Regions from separate parts of the Mus musculus genome. Here all the other regions are linked to region 3. Evidence: chromatin contacts called from ENCODE Hi-C or POLR2A ChIA-PET data. All regions are on one chromosome and are shown on one strand. The core of a region is the stretch at or near the end of the contact, and the rest is flanking DNA. Distances in the headings are between cores, read along the strand shown.

Region 1 (3,850 bases), core at 663-3,162, 34 kb before region 3:
CACTCAGTCTTCATAACTTCTGTTTGACACCAGGCCCAGCTCCAGCTAAACTGCATAGAGCAGCTATAGGGTATAATGAATATCCACTAAAGGTCAGCTACTATTATCTAACAGACACGCCTGAACATATGCTGGGCATGTCATGTAAATACCAATGCTTTATTGATCTGCATTCATATTAGTTAAGGACATTTTGTTGTTTGGTTTGAAGCAGAGCCTCAGTATGTAGCCCTGGCTGGCCTGAACTAATATCAGTCCTAGTCCTACTACCTCAGCCCCTCAAGTGGTGGGATTACATGTAAGGGTGTTCTGCCAAGGCCAGCTTTGTTTTGGGAGATTTTTAAATATGCTCACCTGTGTCGAAGGCTGGTCCGGCAACCTCAGAAACCCCAGCAGCACCTTCCCCTGTGGCCTAGTTGATATCTCCACACTACATCACATCTCAGTCACCCTAGCCCTCCACTGTTGGTGCAGAAGTTCCAGAAGCTGTTCTACACATCCATGAATGCACAGGAACTCCTTCCTGGAACACGCTCTGTGCCGGTCTTCCCTCTACGGATGAGAGATTCCCAGGCTCTTCCCCTTTGCCTCAGAAACTGATCTTCAGTTCTCCACTTTGTCGTCCCTTCGTCAGTCTCAGGGGGTGTCACCGTGTCACCGACCTTCGCCATGATACCTCTTAACAAATATTTACCTTTTCTGAGTGAGTGTTTTGCCCCCATGTATGTCTGTCTGTACACTCTGTGAGTGCCTGATGCCAGAAGAGGTCAGTAGAGGACATTAGATCTTAGAACTAGAGTTATTGATGGTTGTGAGCAGCCCAGTGGATGCTGGGAGATGAGCCCAGGTGAGCAATCAGTGCTCTTAACCACTGAGCTAGCTCTCTATTGCCCCATAATATCTCTTGTTGAGTGATAGGTTTACATCCCTAAAAAGGTTCTTATATTCATGTCTGTCCACTAAGCCAGCGGTCCCACACTCCAGGGTCAATGTGCTGAACTTGTTACTGTCTTCCCTGTTCACTGTTTTCACTGTTTACCCCCAGGCTGATTTACAGTGCTTACACACTATCTCTGATCGAATCGTGGAGCGACATCACGACACAATGCTGTCACTTCTACAGAAGGGACATATCTCTCCTTCATTTCATGATCACATGCCTCTCATCTCTGGCTTTACTCCTTTTCGGGGCGGGGGCTTAGAGGGTAGAGAGCTTGTGTGTGTGGTGTGTACACATGTTCACAGATGTGTGCGCATGTGTGTATAGAAGCCAGAGGTTGTTGACATTGGATGTCTTCTTTGGTAACTCTGTTGAGAGGGAGGGGCTGGAGAGATAGATGGTTTAGCCATCAAAACTAGGCTTACACTCATCTTTCTGTGGCAGGACTTAATGCATCGCTGGCTGGTCTCAACTAACTATGTAGTCAAAGATAACTTTTAAACCAGGATCTCCCTGCCACTGCCCACTGAATGCTGGGGTTACAGGCTTGCACCACTACCACTAGTTTATGTGATGTTGGGGGTGGAGCCCGGAGTTTTGTGGACAAAGAAACGGTAGCTCTGAAAGCAAGGAAGCCAGGACTCAAAGCTGTCCCGAGACGTACAAGTACAGAGCAATCGAGAAGACCCACGGTGAGCGCCAGATCCTCAGCACCAAGGCGTAGGGAGAGCCTTTTGGGTTCGGTTTGGTGACCTGGCGCCCAGAGAAGGGCACTCCAGAAGCTCCCAGGCTTCTTCCTCCAGATCCAGAGCTGGAAGGGGCCAGACGGCCTGAACAACCCTGTCAGCCAATAGTCAGGCCAGGGACTATAGCATATGTAGGCCCCGCCCCGAATCTTCTCTGGGATTGGCTGGCTGCTCGTGGCGCTCCACCTTTATTGGTTGCCTTTCTATGGCCCGCCCTGCCAGGCTTTGGGTCACCGTGTAGCTTGTGGCCTGGGGTTTAGGTCCTGGGCTTGGCAAGGAGTACCCCGTAGTTTGGACATCAGGACGGCCGCGTGTCCCCTCGAGCTTTGCTTGCCCGGAGCAGAACTTTGCGGTCAGAACTAAGGATCAGGGCATCTTCAGCACGCTGACGGCTGTGCTTGGCCACCGCAGGGCGGATTTCCCAAGTTGATTCTCAATATCACAGCCGGCTCCAAGGAGCAGGTATATTCCTGGCCTGGAGCGAATGGAATGGCCCAAGCCAGGAGCATGAGTGGACAACAATGCATCTGGAGGATTCCTGAGCACAGCTGCTACAGCGGCTGGAGCTGACATTTGCTTTAAAAGAAACCAAAGAAAAACACCCCCAACAGGTCAGTGGTGGCACTTGGCACGCACACTCCTTTAATCCCAGCACTCAGGAGGCAAGAGGCTTTTGAACCTCGGAGAGTTCAAGGCCAGCCTGGTCTACACCGCAAGTTCCAGGACAACCACGGCTGCACAGAGAAAACCTGTTCACAAAGACAAAACCAAACAACCGAAAAAAAAAAAAAAAAAAGAAAAAGAAAAACATGCCGAGTGTGGTGGTGCACGCCTTTAATCCCAGCACTCAGGAGGCAGAGGCAGGTGGATTTCTGAGTTCGAGGCCAGCTTGGTCTACAAAGTGAGTTCCAGGACAGCCAGGGCTACACAGAGAAACCCTGTCTCGAAAAAACAAACAAACAACCCACCTCCTATGCATTTTAAGGCTGACACAGAAATCCATTAAAAAAACCATTACAAAAGTCTTTAGAAGTCACAGCTGAACCAGAATAAACTTCCATTCAGTGTAAGCACCTTTGTGATATTTTTTTTCGAAGTTCTAGCACAAGTGATGAATTCACACTTACCCTGCCCAACCACCGGAACCGTATAAAAAATACCTTTTGTACTCTGTAATCGTTGACTACCGATGGCACTGGCTGACTGAGGCAGTGGGTGTGCTTAGCTCTTCATTAGGGTGCAAAATAGCTCAGGGAATTCATACCCCCTGAGTGCCTCAAGACAAGTTGTTCATCCTTTCTCCAAGGACAAAACAGTGTACGAACTTAGAGCCAATAGATTCCCGATCTTAGCTCTTTCAGCAACAGCTGTGGAAGCCTTTCTGATGTATTGACCACTTTTAAAACACTGAAGCTGAAGGGGCTGTCCCAAGGCCTGACACTATTACTGAAGCTATGGAGCACTTACAAAAAGGGACCTTTCATGGCCTCACTCCAGAAGATACAACAAGCAGCTGAAAGAGTCAGATGCAGAGATTTGCACCCAACCAATGGACAGAAGCTGCTGACCCCTGTGGTTGAATTAGGGGAAAGCTCAAAGAAGCTGAGGAGGAGGGTGACCCTGTAAGAGGACCGGCAGTCTCAATTAACCTGGACCCCTGAGATCTCTCAAACACTGGACCACCAAACAGGCAGCATACACCAGCTGATATGAGGCCCCCTACACATATACAGCAGAGGTCTGTCGGGTCTGGACTCAGTCAGAGAAGATGCACCTAACCCTCAAGAGACTGGAGGCCCCAGGGTGTTTGGAGGTCTGGTTGAGTGGGAGGTACAGCCTCGTGGAGACAGGGAGGTAGGGAGGAGGTATAGGATGTGGAACAGTTGGGGGGCGGGGGGATAAAACCTGGAGTATATAAGTAAATAAATAAATAAATAAATAAATGACAAACTAACAAAAAGCCCACTGCAGCTGGCACTTCCCGTTTCCAGTTCTGACCTCCATGCTCAGTATATCCAAAATTTAGCAAGGCAAAATATCTGGTCATTAAACCTCCATCCCCTTTGCTTATCTTAATCCTTGGACAAGGAAACAAAAAGAACTCTGGGGAAAGCAAACACTATAATGGCCATCAGCATGAACTTTGTCTCTTAAATCTAGTCAG
Region 2 (4,160 bases), core at 1,402-3,901, 57 kb after region 3:
GGGAGTTGGTAACGGCTGCGGTCTAGCAGGTTCAACAATGGCTGTCTTCCAATAGAAGACCCGCAAATCCTGGAGTTGTTCAGTTCATGAGGTTGCATACATATCTCAGATGGTCTTCAGCTAGAATCCTGAAGACGTAGGCTCTACTGTCAGCGAAGGAATACACTTGCCAGTGAGAGCAAGAACAAGCAGGGGAAGAAAGCGAGCTTCCTTCTCTCACATCCTTTAGCTAGACCGCCAGTAGGTGTGGCTCAGATTAAAGGTGGATTTTACCCCCTCTAAAGATCTGGATTAAAGTGGGTCTTCCCATTGCTGATGATTTAATTATGAAAAATCCCTCACAGCCTCTTGGGGATTTAAGTCACTTCCAGATGTAGACAATGGAGAACAGCCATCACACATAGTGTAGTTCTTAGGTGCATCACGAGGATAAACTGCACAGTCCCTGGCACAGAAGGCACAGGAGCTGTTAGTCTTAACTATGCTCCAGTATCACCAGGCTTAGCAATCTGACGCACCCGACAGTTGTCAGGACTCACACTGGATCCTTCCATCATCTGCAATATTGTCTGTACATAGAGCCTTCTCAGTAAGACCTTCTCCGAGTTCTCTACTTAAAGGTGCAGTTGGGCAGCCTTTACCGTTCACACAGCCCTCGCTGTAGCATTCCCGCCGGCCTCAGCCCATCTCTGAGTTTATTTTCCTTTGCGGTACTCACCAGCTCCTGGTATATTGTCTAATAGGTTTGCTTTGTGCTTCAGGCCATCATCATATGTTAAAATGGGAACCCCATGAGAGCCGTCTTGTATGTATCTTCACCATTCTCATTAATGCCTGGACCTAGAGATTAGTGCCTGGCTGAGTGGGTGTGTGGGAACTCCTTAGCAGAATGAAGATGTTGATTTTGACAATGGTCCCATCTTCCAGGCCCTCTATTTCTGCAGCCATCTGGAGTATTTTATTATTCAATATATTATTATTCAGAAGATCATCTTGTTATTTACATATCTATCTCAAATATCTTTTCCTAATCGAAAGCTCAGGGCCCGGGCCACCAGTACGTTGGGTATGGAATAGAGTGAAAGCCTTGCTAGCGAGTCTCCTGGTTTCCTTGTAATGTCGCACACCCAGTATACACTGCTGACAAGGGATGCTTGTTTCAGGAGTGGGCCAGCTTCTATCCCCCAACTTCCTCATCTGTTTTCATGTTGTTATGTTTTCTTGTAGGGCACCAATGCCTCTGCTCTGGAAAAAGACATTGGACCAGAGCAGTTTCCGATCAATGAACACTACTTCGGATTGGTCAATGTAAGTATTTATTGTTTCCATTTGCTTTAGGGTATTTGATGTAGCTCTCCTGGCTTGTTTGTTTGTTTGTTTTGTTTTGGGGAGATAAGATCTAGCTATGTAGCTCTGTTGGTCCTGAGCTCATTATGTAGACCTGGCTGGCCTTGAACTTGCAGGGATCCTTCTCGTCTCTGCCTGAGCATGCCCAACTCTCCTCTGCCATTGCCAAATCTATTTAAAGAACTGTGCTTTAGTTAGTAGCAGAGTCAAATGCTGGAGAAGGGCACTTTAATCTACTTTTTAAAATGTTGTCATAGTTGTCCCCAGCAGAGGACTTAATTGCTACATTATTGATCGAATTTGCACCCCCCCCCCGCCTCCCCCCCCCCCGTGCCCCTCCCCCCCCTCCGTGCCTTGAGGGCTTTCCTTTGTCTGTGTCACTTTCATAGTGATGTCATTAGTGTGTGGTCAAACCCACTTTGCTTGTTCCTCCCTTTCTCACAGCGTGAACCTCTTAGTCTTTGTTTTGGTATGGATCAATAATACACCTTGAGTTTTAAGACTTGGTAGCTGGTTACCTGTGCTTGGCTGATAGTACAGCTTATATTAGAGATCTACAGTTACATGAGTAGACTCTCCACTTGAGGTAGAGGAGGGCTGCCGATCAAGAACCAAGAGTCATTTACCCCAGAATTACTTGGCCCCAATTGTTGTATGACAAAATTTTTCGTAGGGAGATACAACCCATACATCCGGTCACCCCAGATAGGGAGCTCACTACAGACCAAATTACAGGCACCACCAAAGTTTAATTTGGTGAGCCAATGAATTTTATTGGGGATACAAAAGTATGGGTGAGGGATTACTTACAGGAGACAAAGACAGCTGCCTCACCAAGGCATACCCTGGCATGGGTGACAGCTCACAGAGCTGGGAACCTGGAGCTCACTGCACAGCTCACTGGTGGCAGCTCAGCAGGGCAGAGAGTGGCCTTTCCAAGTGACTCTGGTCTAAACCTCCTCCAAGCAGCTCCACTGGTTTCTGCTTCTTCCACTCAGTTGTTCCAGTCTCAGAGTCTTCCTGGCAGCTTTTGTTCTTCCTAGAGTCTTCTTTGTAGTTTAGCTCTGCTTACTATGGCAGGGAGGGGCCCAGTGAATCTGGTCAGTTTCAGGGACTTCCTGAAACTATTTTGAGTGTTTTACTTTCCTATGTAAGGAGCTTCTCTACCAGATGGAGGGTTTCAATCTTGGAGGAAACTGTTCCACAACACTGGGTTTCTTCCTGCTAGGCAGGAGCCCCTTAGTATCTGGCTTTATGAGCTAAAGTGGTATTACCCATCACCCCTAGGGATTTTCTACGTCACTGTATCTTTATTGAGTCAAGGTTTTAGATGCTAAGCCTGTTAGCTCACAGACACTTGGGTTTCTGGAGCAGCTGCTCTGCCATTCTGCCAGTATCTTTCCTGCTGGGAGGTGTGCTTGGAGAAGCTGGACGCATTCTTTGCAAGTAAATGCTACATTGGGTAAAAAGGAAAGAGCTACATTTGAATTCTTCCTGTACTGTTAACTGGTGGTGTGATCCCAGGCAAGGAAGTTGGCCTTTCTGGTCCTCCATTCCTGCATTCAATAATTGTGGTTGCAATGGTTTCTCCCTCTTGAGTCACAGTGAAGGATGAACGAGAGGGGGAGGGAGAGAGAGAGAGAGAGAGAGAGAGAGAGAGAGAGAGAGAGAGAGACAGAGACAGAGACAGAGAGAGACAGAGAGACAGAGAGACAGAGAGAGACAGAGAGAGACAGAGACAGAGAGAGAGAGAGACAGAGAGAGAGACAGAGAGAGAGACTATGTGAGGCTCTGATGAGAGACTGGAGTATGTTGTAGACACTTGGAAAATATTCCTTTTATTTCTTCAGAGTTGACTACTAGGTCAGACCGGTTGTGGCTGTAGGATGTCTGAGTAAAAGATATTGAGAAGCAGAGAGAAGACTGGACAGAGGAAGGCTACATAAGGCCCTGGAAATACAGGGTATTGTATTGGCAAAGCTCAGTTTTCAAAGTTTAATAGAAAGCTTATTTTAGCAACTGTGAATAGTTCTCCACTTAACTCTCTGAAGAGTTTTCAATTCCTGGAAATTCTTCCCTAGCTAAGGAAAATACAAATGTAGACTACGGAGAGAGAACTAAGGCTGTTGCCTACCTTGTAGAAGAATCATGAGAGCTGTATTTATTAATAGCTTCATTTATGATTCCTTAATTGGTAATTTATGAAGGTGCCAGCCTCTGTGTGAAAGGGTTTGTCACCTGTTACGTGACTGTGTCAGGGAACATTAGAGCAAGTAGGAACTGAAGATGTCCTAGCCACAAAGCCATTCAGAGATGCCCATGCTCCGTTTGACCTCTGCAGCGTTTTGTAATCCAGGCTATGGATCTTGTTATTGCTTTGGAATTTCTTCCTGTTCATTTACTGAGTGGGAACAGCCTTAAAGTACAGGTTTCAGCTAGGGCCTCCAACAGAGTTGGGCTTCCAGTCACTTAGAAGCCAGTGAGATAATGACTTTCCCCTCCGAAGTCAAAAATCTCTGTGTCTGTGACTGGAGAGGGATTGAGTATTACTGTGTGGGCCCTAATCTGATTACAGAGGGACCAGGGACATGTGTAATACCATATTGGGACAATTGCCACCTGGTGGAAACACAAGGCAGGGTAACTTAGAAGGAGAGAGGCGGAAAGAAGGCAGGACACTTATGAAGGCACTTCTTGCTCCATTACGTTGGAGTAAGTGAGATTTTGTACTGTTCGGCAGCAGCCACTGCAGCCCTAAACAAGCTCTGTTCCTTAAAGGCTTTGTTTGAGCAAGTGGTTCTTAACTCCTTAAA
Region 3 (3,699 bases), core at 647-3,146:
CTTAAAAAAGACCAAGATGTTTACAGAGTAGCTTATAATAGCTACCAGCAACCTTATAGTAACAGAAACCTGTACTGCGCTGTCCCTGGCCACATGTGGCTACTGAGTACTCTCAGTACTCAGTACAATGTAGCCAATATGATTATAGCCGAACTGTGCTGCAGTTTTGTCTACTTTGGTCAGAGAACTTTAAGGCTATTGTGTAAATAGAAACAATTGATATTTCAGACTCAATTGTAACAGTTTCCATTGTCTCCCTGCATACTCACACAACTTTGTATCCTTGAAGGTGGCTTCTTTTAAAATGAAACCACTTCTGAAAATTAAAAGGCCCAGGTAAAGGCGCCATGCAGCCTAAGGACAAGTTATATCCCTAGCATCACACACACAAGGCCTAGATGAATATAAATCGTGGGTTCAATAGGCACCAAACAGAAGCTTGGAAAACAATTGAAAAACAATGCTAAGAAATAACCTTACAGCTAGCAGTGGCTGGCACCAGGCCTGACAGCCTGAGTTTGATCCTAGGGACGCACGCACATGGTGTTAGGACAAATTGCTCCAAGTGGTTCTGACCCCCCCCCCCCTCCCCAGTAATAAGAACAAGTGAACAAGCCATAGAATTGACACAGGAAGCCTTTATTAAAGATTATGGAAAATTACTCATAGGCAACAATATACAGGTTAACACACCTCAATTGCTAGCACGTGACTGGTTACTAGCAAAGAACTTGTCCTAACGAAGTCCAGATACATTCTAATGATCTAGCATGAAATCTTTGCATCTTTAAAACGGCGAGCATGTCATAGCCATGCAGATCTGATTCTAGGGCAGTGGGACATGAAGAAGGGGTGGGGCAGGATCCTAGTACATTGATTAAAATCTTTAGCAAACTACCTTCAGGGTAATCAGTTACAAGGCCATTCAAGGAAACTCACATGGCCCTCACTTCACCTATTTCAGCTTCGATACTAATCCTAAAGTGGAATACAGGCAAACCTGGTCACTACATGCAAGAGTACTTCACCTTGGAGCCATTCAGTCACGGGTTTCTTGTAGTTTTCAACCTATGAAAGAATAAAAATGTTTCACATAAGTGGAACATACTCAACTATATCCTTTCCAGCTGACCTAAAATCTCACTTCTAGAAAAGCAAATGTATTCTTGTCTTCTGAACTTTCTCCTCCAACCAAATTAAACCAGGTAGGCTACGTTTTCTTTTCTTTAAAATCCTATATCACTACCTAGCAATCGCCAGAACCTAAAATGCGCACATTCAAGTTTTAAATGAAGCTTTTGGTTCATTTGTGACTCCAGACAGGATCCAAAGAGGAGGTGTAGTTTTCCTCTCTGGGTTTTATGGAGAGTTCCTTTACCCTTCTGTGTTAGCCTCTTAAAGTACTGCGACAACCTTAAAAGGGCACAGGAAAGGGCGACTGGGGAGGCCCGGCGCAGCTCAACAAAGACAGGCCTGGAACCTCCGTCTTCTCGGCCACGTGGCCAGGGCCTGCCTCCGATCAATGCCGGGACGTACCTGCGCTTGTGTCCGAGGCAGCAGCACGGCTGGGCAGTGGGGACCGGCTCGGGTGGATCGGCCTGCAGAGGGAAAGGGCGGTGGTCAGGGTGCCCGGGTCGGACGGCACAGAGGACTTTGTGTCTCGCGCAGCCCCGGGCTGGACACTGCCGCCCGCCCCGCGGGCCGCTGAGAACTGCTCTACCCCTCCGTTCTGGCCGCCGGGAGCAGCTGAGCTCGGGGCGGGCAAAGCTCGAGGGGACACGGGGACATCCTGACACCCTCCCACGAGGACACTCACCACCAAGGCCGGGACCGAAAGACCGAGCCGCTGCGCGCTGCGTTAATACAGCCATCCGGGAGAGGGGCGGAGCTGCCCCCCCCCCCCGAGACCTGCAACCAATCAGAGGGCCGCTTGGAGGGGGCAGAACAGGAAAAGGAGAGCAGCCAATCGTCAGAAGGATTGTAGGCGTGGCTGGTATGGGAAGCCAATCGTCGGGACGTTTCGGACCCGGTAGGGTGGGGCCGTTGACTTCCAGCAGCAGGTTCTCCACCCACTGCGGTGTTGGAAGCGTTGAGGCTGTGCTCAGTGGAAACCTTCCTTTCCTGAAGCTATGCCGGTGCTAGGTGTGTTCCGACTTAGATCCCTTCTTGTTCAGCTAGTTCACTCCCAGGGCCCCTCCTTAACCCTGAGAGGAGCTGCCTTTTTCTGTGTTCCTGGAGAGTAATATCAAGGAGAAATGTTGCTGGAGATGTGAGGCAGTTAGTTCTCAACAGAGCTCTACCACAGAGCTACCTCCTCAGCCCGTACCATTAATTTTGAGTCAGAGTCTCTCTTAGGTGCCCACACTGCTTTCTAACTTACTGTGTAGCTAGTTCAGGGTATTCATCAAACTTGTTATCCTCAGTGCTACGTGCTAGGATTGCTGGCATGCATGCCACTCTCCACCTAGGCTATACCTTTGTCTTGTTTTTAGTGGTCCTGGGTTAAAAGTAGAGCCTGGCGTCTCAGATCCCAAACCCTTTTATTACTTTGAAACTAGGTCTCACTAAATTTCCCAGACAAGACTGGAACTTTCCGTCCTTCTGCCTCAGCTTCCTGAGTAGAAGGGACGACAAATTTTCACCACCAGGCCTGGATATGTGCTTAACTTATTTTAATGAGAATTTCCACGGTCTGAGATGATTTTATTGGCAAGGTTTTTAAAATAATAATAATAATAATAATAATAATAATAAAATTATTTTTTTAATTTGAAGAAATTAAATTTCCAAACTTATATTAAAACTAAAAATGTTCAAAGAGCCACGTGCCTGCGTTCTTCTCTCGGCTAAAAGCCAGCCATTCATTCCAGACCTGGCGCATCTATCGTCTTGGTCTGTTGGGGGAGGGGGGGTATTTTAAAGCAAATCTCAAGCTTGGTTTGTTTCACCTCTTAATATTTCAGTATTTATTTCAAAAGAAAAGAGGCCATCTTGCCTGAGGACAATGCCAATGTGATTGCTAGAATAAACAGCCGCTCCAAGTTCACAGCAAGACTATTCTGATACAATGTTACTTTACAATGAGTTCGTTTGAATAAGGACTCTAAGTCTATTCATCATGCTCGCCTGTGTTTCTTTACAGCCACTTTTAGTCTAGATAAAAAAAATGATGACCTGCTTTGTCAACTTGCTTTGACTTTTTAGATAACTTTTTGAGATTGAACCCAAGTGTTATAGGTCACCCTTTTAAGTGTACAAATCGGTGTTTTTAAATATTCCTCAAGGTTTTATAATCATCTCCATTGTCTACTCCCAGATCATTTTGCAGTCAGCGTCTTATTGGAAAAAGAAGCCCCATGGGGCTGGAGAGATGGCTCAGCAGTTAAGAGCACTTGCTTCTCTTGCGGTTCCTCGCACCCACTACCTGCAACGCCAGGCTCCAGCTCCACAGTCCCCTTTGGACAACAACAAGTTCACACAAACACACACACATAACAGTAAATAATAATACATTTTTTTTTTAAATTGGAAACCGTCTCTTCTAGATTTTTTGTAGGCATGGAATCACACATGTGACCTTTTTTGTTGTTGTTATTTTGAGATAGGGTTTCTCTGTGTAATCCTGACTGTCCTGAAACTTGCTTTTTAGACCAGGCTGTCCTTGAACTCACAGAGATCCTTCTGCCTTGGCCTCCTGAG

The links. Hi-C counts contacts between places; a loop is a spot of excess contacts on that map. ChIA-PET counts read pairs that join two places held with the same protein, here RNA polymerase II (POLR2A).
Region 1: POLR2A ChIA-PET joins it to region 3 with 41 read pairs in embryonic stem cell. The contact joins the enhancer-like site here to the promoter of Dancr in region 3. A Hi-C loop is called at or near these places in 1 of 37 maps with a recorded cell type or tissue (heart). POLR2A ChIA-PET finds 5 or more read pairs at or near these places in 4 of 5 experiments (Patski and embryonic stem cell).
Region 2: POLR2A ChIA-PET joins it to region 3 with 16 read pairs in embryonic stem cell. The contact joins the promoter of Usp46os2 here to the promoter of Dancr in region 3. POLR2A ChIA-PET finds 5 or more read pairs at or near these places in 3 of 5 experiments (Patski and embryonic stem cell).

What each region holds. Positions count from the first base shown.
Region 1 is chr5:74,124,658-74,128,507 of GRCm38, reverse strand. No RefSeq gene overlaps it. Among named protein-coding and RNA genes, the nearest start is that of Snora26, 33 kb to the right of the region's middle. Within about 2 kb of position 1,912, at least 1 of the 3 ENCODE cell types and tissues checked has a DNase peak (open chromatin) inside an H3K27ac peak, as active enhancers do; it is heart, where a contact is called at or near this core.
Region 2 is chr5:74,034,181-74,038,340 of GRCm38, reverse strand. It overlaps Usp46os2 (a long non-coding RNA gene), which reads right to left and starts at 2,651. Exons shown (of 3, transcript XR_001784877.2): 1 at 2,158-2,651. It overlaps Usp46 (ubiquitin specific peptidase 46), which reads left to right. Exons shown (of 9, transcript NM_177561.3): 2 at 1,228-1,308.
Region 3 is chr5:74,091,257-74,094,955 of GRCm38, reverse strand. It overlaps Dancr (differentiation antagonizing non-protein coding RNA), which reads right to left and starts at 1,896. Exons shown (of 1, transcript NR_145133.1): 1 at 619-1,896. It overlaps Snora26 (small nucleolar RNA, H/ACA box 26), which reads right to left and starts at 1,426; the gene lies at 1,306-1,426.